2 separate regions of the Homo sapiens genome follow, and region 2 is linked to region 1. The links are chromatin loops, found by intact Hi-C in ENCODE. Cell type or tissue: PC-9. All regions are shown on one strand.

Evidence for each region. Peaks named below come from ENCODE experiments on the same cell type or tissue, not always from the same donor. Only the 100,000 strongest peaks of a DNase experiment are listed, where the experiment ranks them.
Region 2: it touches region 1 in a loop (7-fold over the local background); 4 of 110 quality-filtered maps call a loop at or near these places.

The regions. Positions count from the first base shown.
Region 1 is chr2:237,740,639-237,748,638 of GRCh38, reverse strand. LRRFIP1 (LRR binding FLII interacting protein 1) reads right to left here. Exons shown (of 24, transcript NM_001137550.2): 12 at 240-275. Among named protein-coding and RNA genes, the nearest start is that of RBM44, 54 kb to the left of the region's middle. RefSeq lists enhancers at 3,686-3,735, 3,702-4,227, 7,639-7,933. In PC-9, CTCF peaks have their summits at 3,217, 3,420 (motif pointing right) and 4,360; a DNase peak (open chromatin) is centred at 4,618; H3K4me3 peaks cover 473 bases; H3K27ac peaks cover 2,609 bases.
Region 2 is chr2:237,149,443-237,157,442 of GRCh38, reverse strand. No RefSeq gene overlaps it. Among named protein-coding and RNA genes, the nearest start is that of COPS8, 68 kb to the right of the region's middle. RefSeq lists an enhancer at 870-1,404. In PC-9, a CTCF peak has its summit at 3,229; a DNase peak (open chromatin) is centred at 3,172.

The DNA of each region.
Region 1 (8,000 bases):
CCTAAACTCCATGGTGGGGCCCATTATAAACGCCTCCCTGCTCTACAGGATCTAACGCACACCGGACAGGACTCCCGGTGGCCTACCTCCGGGAAGGTGATACCAGGTTAGGTGGGCCGCTTTCTAGTCCAGTTCCCTCGCTGGGGAACATCCTTATTAAAAAAAACCAAGCAACATATTTTCTTATCAATTTCATCCACAACTTTTGGGACCCTCTAGGTTTATGAACGATTCCTTACCTTCTCAGTAAAATCTTTTTCTGGTCTCTCTTCTACCTGTAGACGAAAACAGACAAAATATTAAATACTTTAAAAGCATTAAATGGATAACATGAAGATGGGGCTATGAATGATAAACAAAACAAAACAAAACATTTGCTTCCTTTGTAATTTAGAAGCAGAAAAATGGGACACTCCAAATTTAGCTTTTCACACTTCTCCTATTTGGATGTCTGTGAGGCCCCTTCTTCTCTTGTCCTCATTTGGACGTCCCTGAGGACCCTCTTCTCCTGTCCTCAGGTAGGAGTCTCAGTGGGACCCACAGCGGGCTGTGGAACTACAAGAGAGGGTGCACATGAGGAACGGACCCTGGAGAGAGCCCTGCACCATGAGGGTGTCTCGGGACAAGAGGCAGAGGCCGGCAGTGGTGTTACTTCTTTCTCGGCTCAGCATCCAACAAAAGACAGGTTTCTTTTTTTCTCCTTTTTTTGTTTGTTTGTTTGTTTGCAGGACTGGGTGGGGGGAAGGGTTTTTTAAACAAAGATTAACTACCTGGAGTGCTGCTTTTTTTATTTTTTGGCACATTGAAGGTTCTTATCATAAGCCCACTGAGAAGGTTACCAAGGTTGAGTTTGTCTAAAAACTCTCTGGGAAAAGCTGTCAACTAATCATGTTTTCCCCATCATGCCTTCAACCCAACTTCCCGTAGCTCAGAACTTCTTCACTTTGATTGTCAGAAAATCGGCCAAAGACATGCGCGGCAACTGCAGACCATATGTTTGATTCAGAAGATCTGAGAGATGACCTGGGACTCTGCAGTCACCGTTGTGAGCTCACACAGAGATAATTCATAATGAAGCTTGAGAAATCCTGATGGAGAGCTGCGGAGGCCACGGCTCAGCAACACCTGAGCTGCACAGACGCTGGTGCCGGGGACCTGCAGCTCAGCACAGGGGTGCAGGTGCTATGGTCAGGGTGTCAGAGAGATGGTGACCTCCAAATGACCACTTCCCATCTATGGCCCGAGTCCACGCTGGGCCAGATGCCCCTGCCCTCACCATCCGGTCCCACCAGGAAGGCTCATTAACTGCCACCTTCCCTCCTGCAAACTCCTTGTACCTTCAACTTCTCCTCCAACGACACCTGGAGCAACACTAAAACAACATAACCAGGAGTTATAGCTGGTCAGCCAGTTAAGGGATCAAATGGAATCCCACAAAATACTCGGTTAATCCAAAAGAAAGCAAAATCCAAGACCAGCTCTTAGCTCAGGGTGGCCATGTTTAAGGGTCTCCTACTCAACAGATCCAAGCTAAACCCTGCGGCCTGGCTCCCAAAGCCATCAGATGGTCTCGCCCAGCCACCCCACACCTGGGTGTTCAAAAATAAACTTTCTACTCTCATCTAACCAGTCTCCTGTGTCCCAAGAGCAGGAGTGGAAATGGGGGCAGAGAGGCCACATCCCTCAGGCCAGTGGGATGCAGTCAGGGGCAGGCTGGCCTCTCTCCCCTCTTTGCTAAATAAGCCCTTTGGGCAGGGTGGTGGTGGGGTGGTCCCTCTGCCCACTTAGCCACAGCTGCTAAGGACCCACCTGAGGCCCTGTCCAAGACCATGTGTTCACGGGCGCTTTCCACAATCCCAGCTGCTTACGGCTCTCTGCCCTGATGTCCATTCTCACGTTGGGTGCAGCCCAGCTATACCGCAGTGAAGACGGCTCTCTCCAGCTGTGGCCCATACCATCTGCAGCCCATACCATCTGCATTTGCTGATGTGTCGAAATGCACATCTAGAGTTATTTTTTCGGATGTGCATGCCACATCAGCCTAACTGTGTACTTGGAGGCACCAAGGCAGACTCCGATAAGATGAGTACCAAGGCAGACTCCGATGGGACAGATACGAAGGCAGACTCTGATCAGATGGGCACCATCTCATTTGGCAGAGCCCCAGAAGCCCTGCAGCCATGTTGAGTTGTGAGGATGATTGGAGCAATTCAAGTGTGGTTCTCAACTTCACATGGAAAGAAAAATATTCCTGAAATATTTTTCAAATCAAAATTTCAAGGCCAGGCGCGGTAGCTCCTGTCTGTAATCCCAGTACTTTGGGAGGCCGAGGTGGGCAGATCATTTGAGGTCAGGAGTTCGAGACCAACCTGGCCAACACGGCGAAACCCTGTCTCTATTAAAATTACAAAAATTAGCTGTGTGTGGTGACATGCACCTGTAATCCCAGCTACTCAGGAGGTTGAGGCAGGAGAATCTCTTGAACCCAGGAGGTAGAGGTTGCAGTGAGCTGAGATCATGCCACTGCAATCCAGCCTGGGCGACAGAGTGTAACTCTGTCTCAAAAAAAAAAAAAATAAATAAAATAAAATAAATAAAATTTCAAAGAACAAGGAAATGTGAACTATCTATCTAGCACTTAGCGTGCTGGAGAATAAATTCATTAAATCTCCTGGGCCCAAAGCCTTTTATTCCTTAGAGTAAGTTAGTTTGCTGAACAAATATTAATAAGATGAAAATAAAGAGGCTAGTTTAACTCTTGGTGGGATATGAAAATCCAGTTTAATAGACTGCCAAACTACCACTGAAAAGCCTGTGGCATGTTTGCTCCACGGTGTAAAACGTATGTTTTCTGGCTGCTGGTCAGCAATGGATAAATACTGTGGAGAAATAAATGAAGCTCCAGGAATGCATTCGTTTACCTACAAAGATATCTGAGACCGTAAAAGAAGGGCCCACCCAAGCCCTTTTTTCTTTCTGGTATTTCTTGCAAGAAAGCTGAGAAAGAAAACACACGGGGTCCACAAACCTTGATTTTGGGGGGGCAGGGCTTTAACACATCTTTGTTCTGCATGGTTTTGCTTGTAACCGTCTACATCATTTGTTTTTATAATTTGTAAAATATCAAATAAGGGAAAAAACCCCAAAAACCATAGTTTGCTGTTTTTATCATTTTAAAAAAGTCCTTGCTCCGAAGAACACAACGGACTCAAAATAAAATCTGGGCATATTTTTAAGTAGAGACCATGCAGAGAAAAACTAAAAATTAAGCTCTTGTTGAAAGGTGATGGCAAATGAACGTCTAACCTATCTCTATTTTACATAGTAGAGTAAATTTCATTTTGTGTGTCTTCCGAATGAAAAAGGATTTGTCAGCTTTCCTCAAACACAGGAAGGCTATTCAGCCCCGTGGAAAGCCACGCAGCCCCACTCGTGTCCACCAGATGGCAGTGTGTCACAGCTGCAGGGGCCGGGCCCGGACAGAAGCCGCAGGCAGCAGAGTCCACCTTAACCAAGCCCCCTTTCCTAAGCCCTAGCAGAGCCAGGTAAGGAATCAGATGTTGTGTTTCATCTTGACATAAAGCACAGCACTTCCTCCCTAAAATGATGAAGAAATGGAAGACAAGAAAGGATTCTAAACACTGTCACGGCCACTGCATGGCATGGTGTGGGGGCCTGGAGGAGGTGGGCATGGTGCAGAGAGGGGTCCAGAGGACATGGTGGCTGCAGACGGTCCAGGCTGCTCTGCCCACCCACCTTAGCCCAGGACGGGAAAGCACCGGACCCCGCAGACAGTGGCCTCCTGCACGGGAAGGGCGACAGCGCCGAACACATTGCAGCCTGTTAGCTTCATGACTCTCGTATTCTGAGTGATACTAAACATTTCAGGTCAGGGTGAAAACGTCACACTAACAGGTTTACAAAGTATGTGTGTTGTATTTTACAGCCACAGCTGAGTGTATACAGACATCATTGAAAATCTACTGGAAACAGTCACTTCTAAAACACGTCTGTGGAAGTTTAGTTTACGTCAAGTTTCCTTTCAAAAACAAATGCTTCAAGGAGCACATTAAATATTTTATTAATTCCAACTTTCTAACACTGTGTCTAAAGGAGTTTGCTATCTAGGCTCCTGTACACACGATGCCTGGTGAGGCTAAAACGCTAAGTTTTCCATGTTCCAGCTGCCTGCCATTTTCCTAAAGAAAGAATATGTGGCACCTGTTCACGTACCCAGAGAGACCCTACTCAAGGGCCCAGGTACAAAAGGAACCTGTCCTCAACACCCAGCCAGGCAACACCAGACTTGGATGGAAAAAGGGATCACCGAAGCAACATCCTTGCGAGGTCCTTCTTGAGACACAAACAAACAGCAAACACTGCTCAGAAAACACCCATTTTAAGGGTAATTTTCCTTCACATTTAAATGATAGCACAGTCCACCACTAGGGTGACGGTTTTTGGTTTTAAATCCAATAATATTTACTTTAGCCTGAATGACTTATCTTTGAACTCTGGTGTTTGTAATTCAAGACCCGTTTTTCCACCTGGTCCCTGCCCCTGCCTCTTTGTGCAACAAAAAACATGAGTCAAAATAGTGTTGTTTTTCTAGTCCAAATGGGCAGAGATCTGAGTTCATTGCTCCTGTCTTCTCTGAGTACACGAGGGAAGATATGGACCCAGGCTGCCCTTGGGACATTCCTGATGGATGTTTCAGAAACGTGATGGCTTCACCAGGTTCCCAGTGAGATTTTGGGGCCTGGATGACCCAGATCTGTTGGCTTCACTAGGTGGAGTCACTCTGCTTGGGTGTGGCCCAAGCTCTGGCCGTCAAACCTCTGGATCCCAGCTCTCTCGAGGCACCTTTGCCTCCCCTCACACCCCCGCTGCTGGGCTTCACAACGTGTGATCACCCAACAAGCATCCGTCTGCCCCTGTCTGTGCGTCCCATGAGGGCTGGGGCAAGTCTGCATTTGCTCATACAACGGCCCTGTTTCTGGAACATTCTAGGTGCTCAATAAACACTGAATGAATGAGTGAAATAACTTCCTCAAGGAGAAGATCCTGGTCGTGCTGGAGAGGAAGAAAACACAGCTCATCCACAGCATGGGAGAAGATGAGAATGAGGTGAACAGTATTCTATGCCTGTCTTGAGATGGGGCTGATGCCCTCTCTGCTTTCCCAAGGACCCTGGGAGGACCAAGTGGGTGGAGAAAACTTGAAGTCTTGTCCCTGGTGGTGGTCTCTGGACACTGAAGCATTTTCATTTTCTCGAAGTGGGACAAGCAGTCACTTCCTTCATTCTGGTTACTACTGCCCTTTAACAGCACCACCCTCCCTCCCTCCCCTCTGATGGGTGTGACACACTCACCTGTGCACCTGTATCTCCCAAACCCAGGGCGGGACTCCCTACAGAGCCTGCAGGGCTGACCCTGACTTCATATTTTTCTTGTCCTCTGTCCTCACTCATACTGGCCCTGGATACGTGTCCCTGACGAAGTCCCCGGCCTGGGAGCATTTCCCATGAGCTCTCGCTACAACAACTGTATCCCATCCCTGGCTAACCCCAGCCAAGGAGAAATAAAGTAACCATATGTTTTTTTTTTGTTTTTTTGGGGGGGTTTCTTTTTGCTTTTTAAGGGTATCATGACCCCTCTTTCCAGGGGAAGCACAAGAAGTTTATGTGCCCAGCTAGATGTCCCAAGCCAGGAATGAGAGCTGTGACATCTGAACCCGGGTTCTGAAACTCCCTGCCTCAGAGCACTGCCTGCTCCATATGACCTCAAGGAAGGCCAGACTGGAGGGTCATTCACCTTTGCCACCACGCTTACACCAGGCCCTGCCCAAGACCTGTTGCTCCTCCCTCCCAGGCAGAAGGACCGGGGAGTCCTATCCAGGCTCTCCTGGCTTCTTCCCATCAACAAGGCCAAACACAACCACTAGCACTTTCTGTTGTCCCAGGAGATCCAAAATATACCAGCAATGGTGTAAATGTCCCAAGACAGAAAACAGAAATGGAGTCAATTTAGTATAAGAGGACCATGAGTTTTGGAAATTATGGAAATGAGCTAGCTTAGTTCTGTCTCCCAGGCTCTCTTCAGATACCAGGGATGCTGCCTGTGCTCACCGTCTTTCTATTCTCGACACGATCAATCAAGGGATACCGTAACACATCCGCGAGGGAACTGCCCTGCACTCTACAGAGACCTCTCTGCATTCTAAGAACCACATACGGGAGGTTTCATCAGATGTAAGGCACCCAGGATGAGATGGGGGACAGCCTTGTCCCTCACTGCGGGACTGACCTTTGTTCCCTAAGCGTGCCAACCAGCCCGCAATCAACTGACCTTTGCTAGTTGAGCAATCGATTCAGGGAAGGAAGAGCAGATACAAGGAGATCACCCACCCCCATCAGGTCCCAGGACGCCCAGGAAGGCTGAACTCACATCTTTCTGTTTATGATCATCTAATAAACCTGTGAGTAAATTTTATACAAATTTAGAAAACACATGACAAAGGAATTTGTATCATTTCAGTCTCTTCGGTCAATTTCGTATGACAAAGAAATTTGTGTCATTTCAATCTCTAAGTGACTATATTGAGCCCTGTTATTTTGAGACTTCATCATATGCTTGAATAAAGACAATGCTTAACAAAATCCAATTGTCATGTCTCACTGGAACCAGGCAGAGGGTACAGAGGGCATTAAGCGTGTTTGGGATTCACTGAAAGTAAAGCCACAACATTCTTCTGTCAATTGTAAATACTTATATTTTCTTTTCTTTCTTTTTTTTCTTTTTTCTTTTTTTTTTAGACGGAGCCTTGCCTTGTTGCCCAGGCTGGAGTGCAGTGGTGCGATCTCAGCTCACTGCAACCTCCACCTCCTGTATTCAAGTGATTCTTCAGCCTCAGCCTCCCAAGTAGCTGGGATTACAGGCATGCGCCACTACACCCGGCTAATTTTTGTATTTTTAGTAGAGATGGGATTTCTCCATGTTGGCCAGGCTGGTCTCCAACTCCTGACCTCAAGTGATCCACCTGCCTCAGCCTCCCAAAGTGCTGGGATTACAGGTGTGAGCCACCGCGCCTGGCAATACTTACATTTTCTTTTCTGAAAAGTGAGTGTGAGAAGACAAAGCAATCCTACACTAAATTTATTACGGAAAATGTTTCTTCCTGGTAGTTTTAAGTGATCACATAAGTCAGCTTATGTTTATTGCTCTACTATAGAGTATGAGATAATACAGAGATCCCAACTTTAAGGAAGACACAGCCTTGGGGGCTGGCCAGGCTTACTGAGTCTGTGATCTGAAATTCCTTGTTCACAACCATTTACTTTCAGTTATTTGAATAACAGCATCAAGACCAACTTGTCAGGTTTGAAAATGGGAAATCATGTCATAATGAACAGCTGAGTATCTTCCTGTTATTGCCTGATGCACTCTGGGGAGAGATTACTGGGGGGCGGTGTGCCCCTGGAGTTTGCATGGTAGCTGCCGCCTCGCACTCCCTGCACACATTTGGCTTCTCTCACTGCTGACTGCTGGGCTCTGGGATGGGGAGGGGTGGAACACAAACTCAAATGCCTGTGAGGCCAGGTGGGCAGAGCCAAATGTGTGACAAGAGTGGGTGTCTGCAACTTATACAGAGGGGAGAGTCTTCCCCCAGAGAAAGAGGCGCTGGCGTTGCAATGCCCACCCATATTGAACTCTATTTTCCTGCTCTCCATGGCTGGATGGAGGAGATAAACATTCCTCTAGCACAGGAAAGCCATGCTGCACAGTGATGAATGGCACCTGGGCCGTGGCCTCGGGGTCACGAAAATAGTGGGTGGGGTGGAGGCTGTGCAGTTCTGCAAGGCAGCCTCAGAGTCAAGTGGCCAGAGATCCTGGGTTTTCTTCCCCCAAAGAAGCTGATACCTGCATTTGCTGATACCTGAATGCAGGTATCAGGTGCGAGGTAGGAAACCTCACAGTTTTAAAAGACTGCATCTAATTTAA
Region 2 (8,000 bases), 590 kb after region 1:
CCGCCACTCAGTAGCTGAGTGATCACGGCCCGCTCACTTATCCTTTCTGATCTTCAGTCTCCTCACTTGTAAGTGGGGATAGCGAGCCTGCCCATCGCCGAGGGTTGTTGTAGGACCGGAGGTGACAATATGTGCAAAGTACAGGCACAGACCTGGCAGTGGCTCCTGAGGGAGGTGGCATCCTTCCCTCTCTAAGGAGGGCACGGGGTCTGGGAACGCTAGGAAGCCTGTTCGAGGTTGGAGGAACCTTGTGCTCCTCTGCCCTGGGCTGAGTGGGCACTTAGCCCTTCTGCTGCGTTCAGCAGTGACAGCACTCGCATCTCTGTGGCCATCGCCACCGGAAGAAGCTGGGACGTGTGCGGCATACGGCCGTTTGGGAACTGCGATCGGTGAGCTGCTGGGGATGCGATGCCTGACGCGACCCCGCTTCAGAGCGTGGACTCCGAGGGCAGAGCCCTGGAAGCTGATGAGCGGCCGGGCCAGAGCTTTGACCTTGCTTCCTTCATGTGTGAAATGGGTCTGCGAGGCGCCCTCTTCTAGGGGCTGTGCTGAGGACCAGGAGTTACTCCGTGTCCCTGATTTGCAGGGACCTTGTCCCCTAAGCTGTGCTCAATCAGCCTTCCTCAGTGTTACCGGCAGCAGGAAAGCTGTCATCTCACTGCGGGCACAGGGAGCCCTTGGACACAGTCTGAGCAACGTCCTGGGGGAAGAGAGGACTGAAAAAACTGAACGTCCAGTGAGAAACTGTTCCCTGGACAGAAATGTGAAAAACAGCGCTGGCAGCACAGCCTGTGACTCACCGGCGTGTGCCCCCACACTGCAGCTGGGCCAGCGCGGGGCCCTCCTGATTCATGTTTTCCGTGGTTATCCGGGGAAATGGAAACCGTCTGGACGCGGCACCCACTCGCACGCCGGCGCTCACGCTGCGCTGATCAGCTTGGAAGTGCGGAAGGGCCTCCTCCCAGCCTCCTCCCCTACCTGCAGCCGCAGACGCTGGAGTGGGGAGGTGGCTGTCTTCACACCCCAGACCCACTGCCCAGGGCATGCTTCCCCGTAGGAAGCAAAACAAAGACCCGGTTCCCTGTCTGTGGGCAGGGGCAGGGGCCACTTTGAGGTCTTTTCTTATTTTTTGTTCCCTTGGGTAGTTCCCTCTGCACACAAACCACCGCGTGCTCTTGATGACTGAGCGCATGCCCTCAGTGAGGCATCCTAGGGCTGATGTGGTAAGGACGGTTAGGAGCCTACTCTAATGACATCTGAATTTCATGAAAGGGGGAGGGAGGGGACATCACAGTGCCGTGCTTGTGAAGTCACTGAGTGTCTTTTATCCTTGGAAAATTGTTCTCTGGGACATGCAGCTGGTTGCTAAAGTTTTCATTTTTCTGTGTCTGCAGATGTGCACAGAAGTTTCCAGTTAAGTTCCAGTTAAGCCCTAACCTGCATTAGGAAAAAAAGAAAAAAAGAATGTGTTTGCATGGCCTACAGAAGTGCTCAGTATGACCTGAAGCCGAATCACAGGCACTTTTCTCATTAGCTCCTGGGGCTGCGTCCCCTGGGCTTGTGTTCTGATCCTCTGGGCCGGCTGTGTGACCTTAGGGAACTTCCTTGCTTCTCTGAGCCTCGGTTTCCTTCATGGTAAAATGGGGAGGGTAATGATGCCTCCTGAGGTTGCTGGAAAGACTGACTGAGACAGTCCTCAGAAAGCACTTCACAGGGGCCAGCCCAGGGTAAAGGCACAGGAAACGCCACCCACCGCTGCAAATCCATTGCTGTTGAGTCCTGGGGGGACTTTCTTGCCTGTGCTGGCTGTGAGGCAGCCTGTGTGCTACCCCCTCCAACAGCCACACAGTGAGTTTTATTTTCGAATTGCATTGCTAATCCCTGAGGGGAAACACAAAGGCTAAGCAATAAGGCAGGTGTGTGAAACTCTCATTGCCATAAGAAACCTCCAGCATTCTCCCCGTCTTTGTGCACAGCCTGAACTGTTCATGTCACACTTCCTGGCTGCACTGTGGGCTTCTGTTCAGCCCCAAGATAGAGTTCCTCATACCTCCCCGCTCTTCTGACTCCTTCAGGCTGGCCCATCCCGAGGAAGGCGACCCTTCTCTTTTGCTTGCCACTTTCTCATGACCTTGAGCAGACAGCCCCTCTTGCTAGGATCCCGCTGTCTGGGTACATGGAGATACTGTGATCTGAGCCAGGGTTCCTGTCTCTCAAATGGCAGATGAGGACTCTGATGGGCATGTCAAGAGGCTGGGGCAGAGTGTGGGTCTGCAAGTCCCATTGCCTGAGGCACCTGTGTGGGGAACAGAAACCCAGGGACACATGATTGGCAGCTAGTGGAGGGAGGATGGAGCTGAGGGACTGATGGGGAGAGGCCAGATGTGAGCGGATATAGGGAGGAGCCAGGACCTGAGGCCAGATGAAGCTGGGAAGACCCAAAGTTTCTGAGAAAGTGGTCAACACCATGCACAGCAGAGAAGTCACAGGAAGAAATTGGAATGAAAATGTGAATTTGCAATTAGGAGGCCATGAAGAAAAGGAGCTTCCGTGTGTGGAATTGTGGGTTGAAAGTCAGAGTCAATAAATAGCAGAAGCAGAGGCAAGAGTGCCCTGCTCCTTCTAGAAATCTGGTGGCAGAGGGAAGGAAGAGAGGTAGCGATTTTAAAATCAGGTGCACTGGCGGGTACCTGTAATCCAAACTATTTGGGAGGCTGAGGCTGGAGGACTGCTTGAGCCCAAGCGTTCGAGTCCAGCTTGGGCAACATAGTGAGACCCCATCTCTTAAAAAAAATAAATAAAAGGTAGTAACTCTGAGTGCAGGGACCAGGGTTTTCTGTTTTGGGTGGTGGGAGACTGAACGTTTTGGAAATTTGGTGGAAAGAACCAGGTGAGAAAGGGGCTAATTGACCCAACATGGTCCAGGGCCAATCCTTTACTTAGGGACTGTTTATAATGATGTGCAGCTGCTCTGAGGACTGGAAAACGCCTGTTTGGCAAAGAGCTTGCCTGTCAGGAGGGGATTTGCCACTGGAAGGGAAAAGGAAATCATATCAATATAGTCTTTTCACGAGACGACCCTTCATGTGGAGACCTTGGCCCTTTAAAGTTTGAAATACATGTCCCCACATCCTTAGCACCTTTTTCTAGCTGCCACAACAGGCCACCTGCAGCCACCTCCCTGTGTTTCAAGGATGCCATCGTGTGGAAGGCGAAGGGAACAGCAAATATAAGACCCCTTTTATTCAAGGCAATTCACTTCTCGAAGACTAACCACACTAACCACCTTGCCTGACATTTGTATGTCTCCAGAGAACTTTCACAATTTTTTTTTCATTTGATCATTACAATAACCCTGTTTTACAGTCCAGTAAACAAACTCAGAGAGGTTAATTGACTTACTGAAGGTCACACAGCAGAGGGAAGGCATGGTCAATTGCCTCACTCCAAGTTCTCTTCTATCTTCACTGGGTCACTCTAGGCAATGTCATTCAACAGATATTCTACAGCCATGTTTTTCCAAATTTGCCCAACCTTTAGCTCTGGAACCCTGTAGACACATTTGCTTGGGTATGTAGACCTGTAGATGAGTATTCCTGAGATAAATTTCACAAGGCAGCACTTACCTGTATCAAATGTGGTGCCTCTGATTATTCTATTATTCTATTCTATCACATTTTTATAAAAATGCTATTTATGATCCATTAAATTGCTCTCATGACCCATTAGCAGTCAAGACCTATGGTTTGAAAGGCTGAATGATGACCCCCCAGCCAATGATGACTACATCCTAATCCCAGAATCTGAATGTCACCTTACATGGAAGAAAGACTTTGCAGATGTGATTAAGTCTCTTGAAATGAAGAGATTGTCCTAGAATATCTAAATGGGCCCTATGTCGTCACAGGGTCCTTATAAAGGGGGAAGCCAGAGGGTCAGAGTCAGAGGGAAAATGGGACCACTGGAGCAGACATTGGAGTGATGCTCTTTGAAGACGAAGAAGGGGCCATAAGCCAAGGAACACAGGTGGCCCCCAGAAGCTGGAAAAGGCAAGGAAATGAATCCTCCCTAGAGCCCCTGGAAGAAATCAATCCTGTCGACACCTGGACTTCAGCCCAGTCAAACTGTTATCGGAAAGGGGTCCGGATCCAGACCCCCAGAGAGGGTTCTTGGATCTCACTCAAGAAAGAATTCAGGGCGAGTCCACAAAGTAAAATGAAAGCAAGTTTATTAAGAAAGTAAGGGAATAAAAGAATGTCTACTCCCTAGACAGAGCAGGGCATTCCTGAAAGCAACAGGAGGAAGGCACCCACCTTAGGTACAGTGCTTATTTATACACAAGACAACAAAGTCAAGGAAATTATGGGGCGATGTGCTCTACTACGAGAGCTTGTGACAAAGGATTGTTCGTCTTTGTGTAACTATTGTCGTCTGCAAGAATCTATATTAATATCTTTAAAGTAAACTTATTCTTTTTTTTATTATACTTTAAGTTTTAGGGTACATGTGCACAACGTGCAGGTTAGTTACATATGTATACATGTGCCATGTTGGTGTGCTGCACCCAGTAACTCATCATTTAACATTAGGTATATCTCCAAATGCTATCCCCCCCACCCCAACCCCTAAAGTAAACTTATTCTTAAACTAAGAATGCTTTTGTACTTAAGATATCGGGCCATTGGGGCAGTTCCTGGGTCTGTGAAGTCCTGGGTCGGCTGCGTAAACATTATTAACTTGTTCCCTTAACCATAAACATCCTGTGGCTAAGAATCCCTAACTTCCTGGGAGTGCGGCAGAACAGATCTCAGCCTCAAGCGGATCTCAGCCTCATTTCACCCAGCCCCTCTTCAAGATGGAGTCGTTCTGGTTCAATGCCTCTGACAAAACTAGTTTTGGACTTTGGGCCAGCAGAACAAGTGATTCGATCTGTGTTATTTTCGGCCACCAAGTTTGTGGTAATTTGTTGCAGCAGCCCCAGGAAACTAATGTGGATGTTGTCTCAGCATGACTATTAGAGGCGTTACCCTGGCACCCTGAGGGGCATATGGCCCGCAGACCTGGGATGTTTGTTTGTGGCCTTCACGTTCTTTTAAAGTCTCTGTTGAATTATTGGCCACCATTTAAAAATCATGATGTTTCATGTGTAAATCAGAATTTTTGGCTTGTCTTTGTCTATCCAAGGCCCATGTTTCCACATGGCAGCGTCTGGCTTTGACCGGTCAGAACCTTCTTCTAAATCCTCTTCTCTTCCAATTCACTTCAAGAATTAATTTGAATTCTGGTAATATGTCACATGCACAGAATTTAGAGACACCGGGCAGTTCTACAAGGTTTGAATGAAAACTAAGTATCCAATCACCCAAACCTTTGAATACTTCTATTCTTCAATTTCCATATAATTTGCTCACTTTGGTATCTCGTGGGTAACAACACTGGACATCATCTTTCCACCGAGTGTCTAGAATGAAAGATAAGGGTTTAGCTCTCTGAGCCCCACCCCAACTCCATTTCCTTTCTCATCTTCCCAATGGGATTCAGTCGCAAGATTTGGACTTTAGAAAGTCTTTGCAGGGTAGTTAGAAAGGAGGGCATGGAGGAACACCAAGGTCAGGCCCAAGGTCTCAGAGTCTGTGGGCAGTGGGGAGCCTCGGGCCCTGGGGCTGGGGACTAATTCACAAGGCCATGTTGCATCTGACTGAGAAAAGGGATAGACCAGGAGAAGGTAGAGAAAAACTGGGTAGACATTTAAGGGAGGACAAAAAAGGAGGAGCCAGCGAAGGGAGTATTTTCAGGAGGGTGAGCTATGGAAAGGTGGGGCAGGCAGGCTGTGAGCAGAGAACTGTGGAGATTCAAAGGATCTGTGAGCCTGGGGAGAAGGTTCTTAGGAGGGTGGAATCCTCTGGGAGCCTACAGGTTGCTGGCACAGAATATGAGCAATCTCAGTGCTCCCAAATAAGTTGTGTAGGGTCCTGAAATGAGCCACATCCGGGGGTGAGGGTGCGGTGGAAAGAAAAAAGAGAAGAGCTAGTGATTCCAGCCTGGGAGCCCTCTCAGTTCTGGAGAATCCCTAGGAGTCCAGCCAGGTCTCCCAGCTCTCCCTTGAAAGAAGGCGCCCACCCACCGTGGAGGGTGGCAGTTGCAGCCTCTCTGCCCTGCCCTGTCCACCCTGCTCTGAAGCTCAGACTCCCCCTAGCACCAGGCTGGAGCACTCAGGGACAGCCACTCTCCCTGGCAGCTGCTGCTGCATGGCTTTTGTGCCCTGAAAGCAGGTTAATTACCTGTAACAAAAGCGTGTGCTCTGAAGCTCACAGCAACAAGCTTTCTGGGTAACTTTCTGCCTGTCGTTGTAATGCAGGAGTCACTGGGCTACATGTCCAAACTGGAACTGGGGACAGAAGAGCAAGGCAAACCCTGTAGAACCCAAGAGTGTCTAATTGCACTCCCCACCCCCACCAGTTGAGTTTCAGTGGAAGAGAGGTGATTATGGAAGGTGGAATGGAGAAATGAGAATGGGCCTTATGCTACAAGGTTGTCCAGACACAGAGTCAGTTCCTGGTGGTGCCGCTCACTGGCTCTGTGGCCTCCCGCAAGTACCTTCCCCTCTCCTGGACTCAGCCTACTCATGTACAAAATGGGAGTCATAAGCACTGCCTACCAGGCGGTTGTGAGAATAAAAGAAAAATACTGTGCTTTGGACGAGGGCTCTTTAGGTTGCAAGCTAACTCAGGAACCCGGGGAATCTCCCCCACATGCACGGACACAGCCCAAGACTGCTGGGTCCTGGCGCACAGATCTGGAGTTACCTGTCCATTTGTCCATCTGGTTCTCACGCAACATGGTCATGGCCTCTTTTCTCCAGCCTCTCTTCCATTCTCCTCTTTTTCCCAGACGACCCTTATACTCCCATATCCCTGGTTTTCTCAGGATCATAAGTACCTGGCCTGGGCCTCCAGGCCTGGACTCACAGCCCTTTCCTGAGGTGCCCATGATCCAGTCTCATACCCCAGGTTTCTCTAATTCACATTTAAAGGGAAGCACTTGTTGGCCAGCTCAGGCCTAGGAGCCAGGACAGGGTCAGGTCACTGGCCTATCCATGGATGGGCTGCCCTTGCCCCAGTGTCTACCCTGTGTTCAGTCATTTGCAAGAGCCCTATTGGGGTCTCTAACCCTGGGAGGAGAGGCTATGGACAAGTGAGGCATCCCTGGCAGGGGCCACATGCAGGTTGGATGGTGACCACAGCCCTGAGACATGGATATGTGAAAGTGTTACTCCTCTTCCTCCCAGCCAGTCACAGGACTCCCGGGATGGGAGAAGGATTTCCTTTCCAATTGGCTCAGCTTTCCTGGGAAGGTTTTCAGTCTGTCCCCTGAGTTTCCTGCCCCAACACACACTGCCTAAATACATTTTCTAAAGTTCCTCTTAGAGAACTAGTCTAGGAAATACAGGCCACACAATGGTGGTGGAGAAGACATTTGCTCTGAAATTAGGAAGTGCTCTGGAAACAATACCAAATAAAACCAAACAGAAACATCTTCCTGCATAGACCTGCATTGACAGCCTGCCTGAATGGGCTCTCAGGAGAAGGTGAGCGCTGCCTTGAAGGAGTCATTCTTGGGGTGGGGGGTATTTTTCTTGCTCCCTCCCACTCCCACAGTGAGGAGCAGCCGGGTAAGGCATGGGCATGCATGTGTGTGCACACACACACAAGCGCACACACATACACACACACACAAACATGGCCCTCTTAGGGATGCCAGCAAAGGGTGGGGCCCAGCACCCAGCCCTACTGCTCACTGCAGAAGCCATGCTGTGGCTCAGTCTGATTCAGACATTCTAACCCACTGTCCCCAGACACCTCAAAGTCTTACCCACACCAGCCCACACGCTCTCTCTCTTCTCAAGAATTTCCACACCCACCTCAGCAAACACTCAGAGCAAATCTGCCTACTTTCCAGTGCTCTCATAAATCAACTTGTTCTTTCAAAACGGTGAGGAC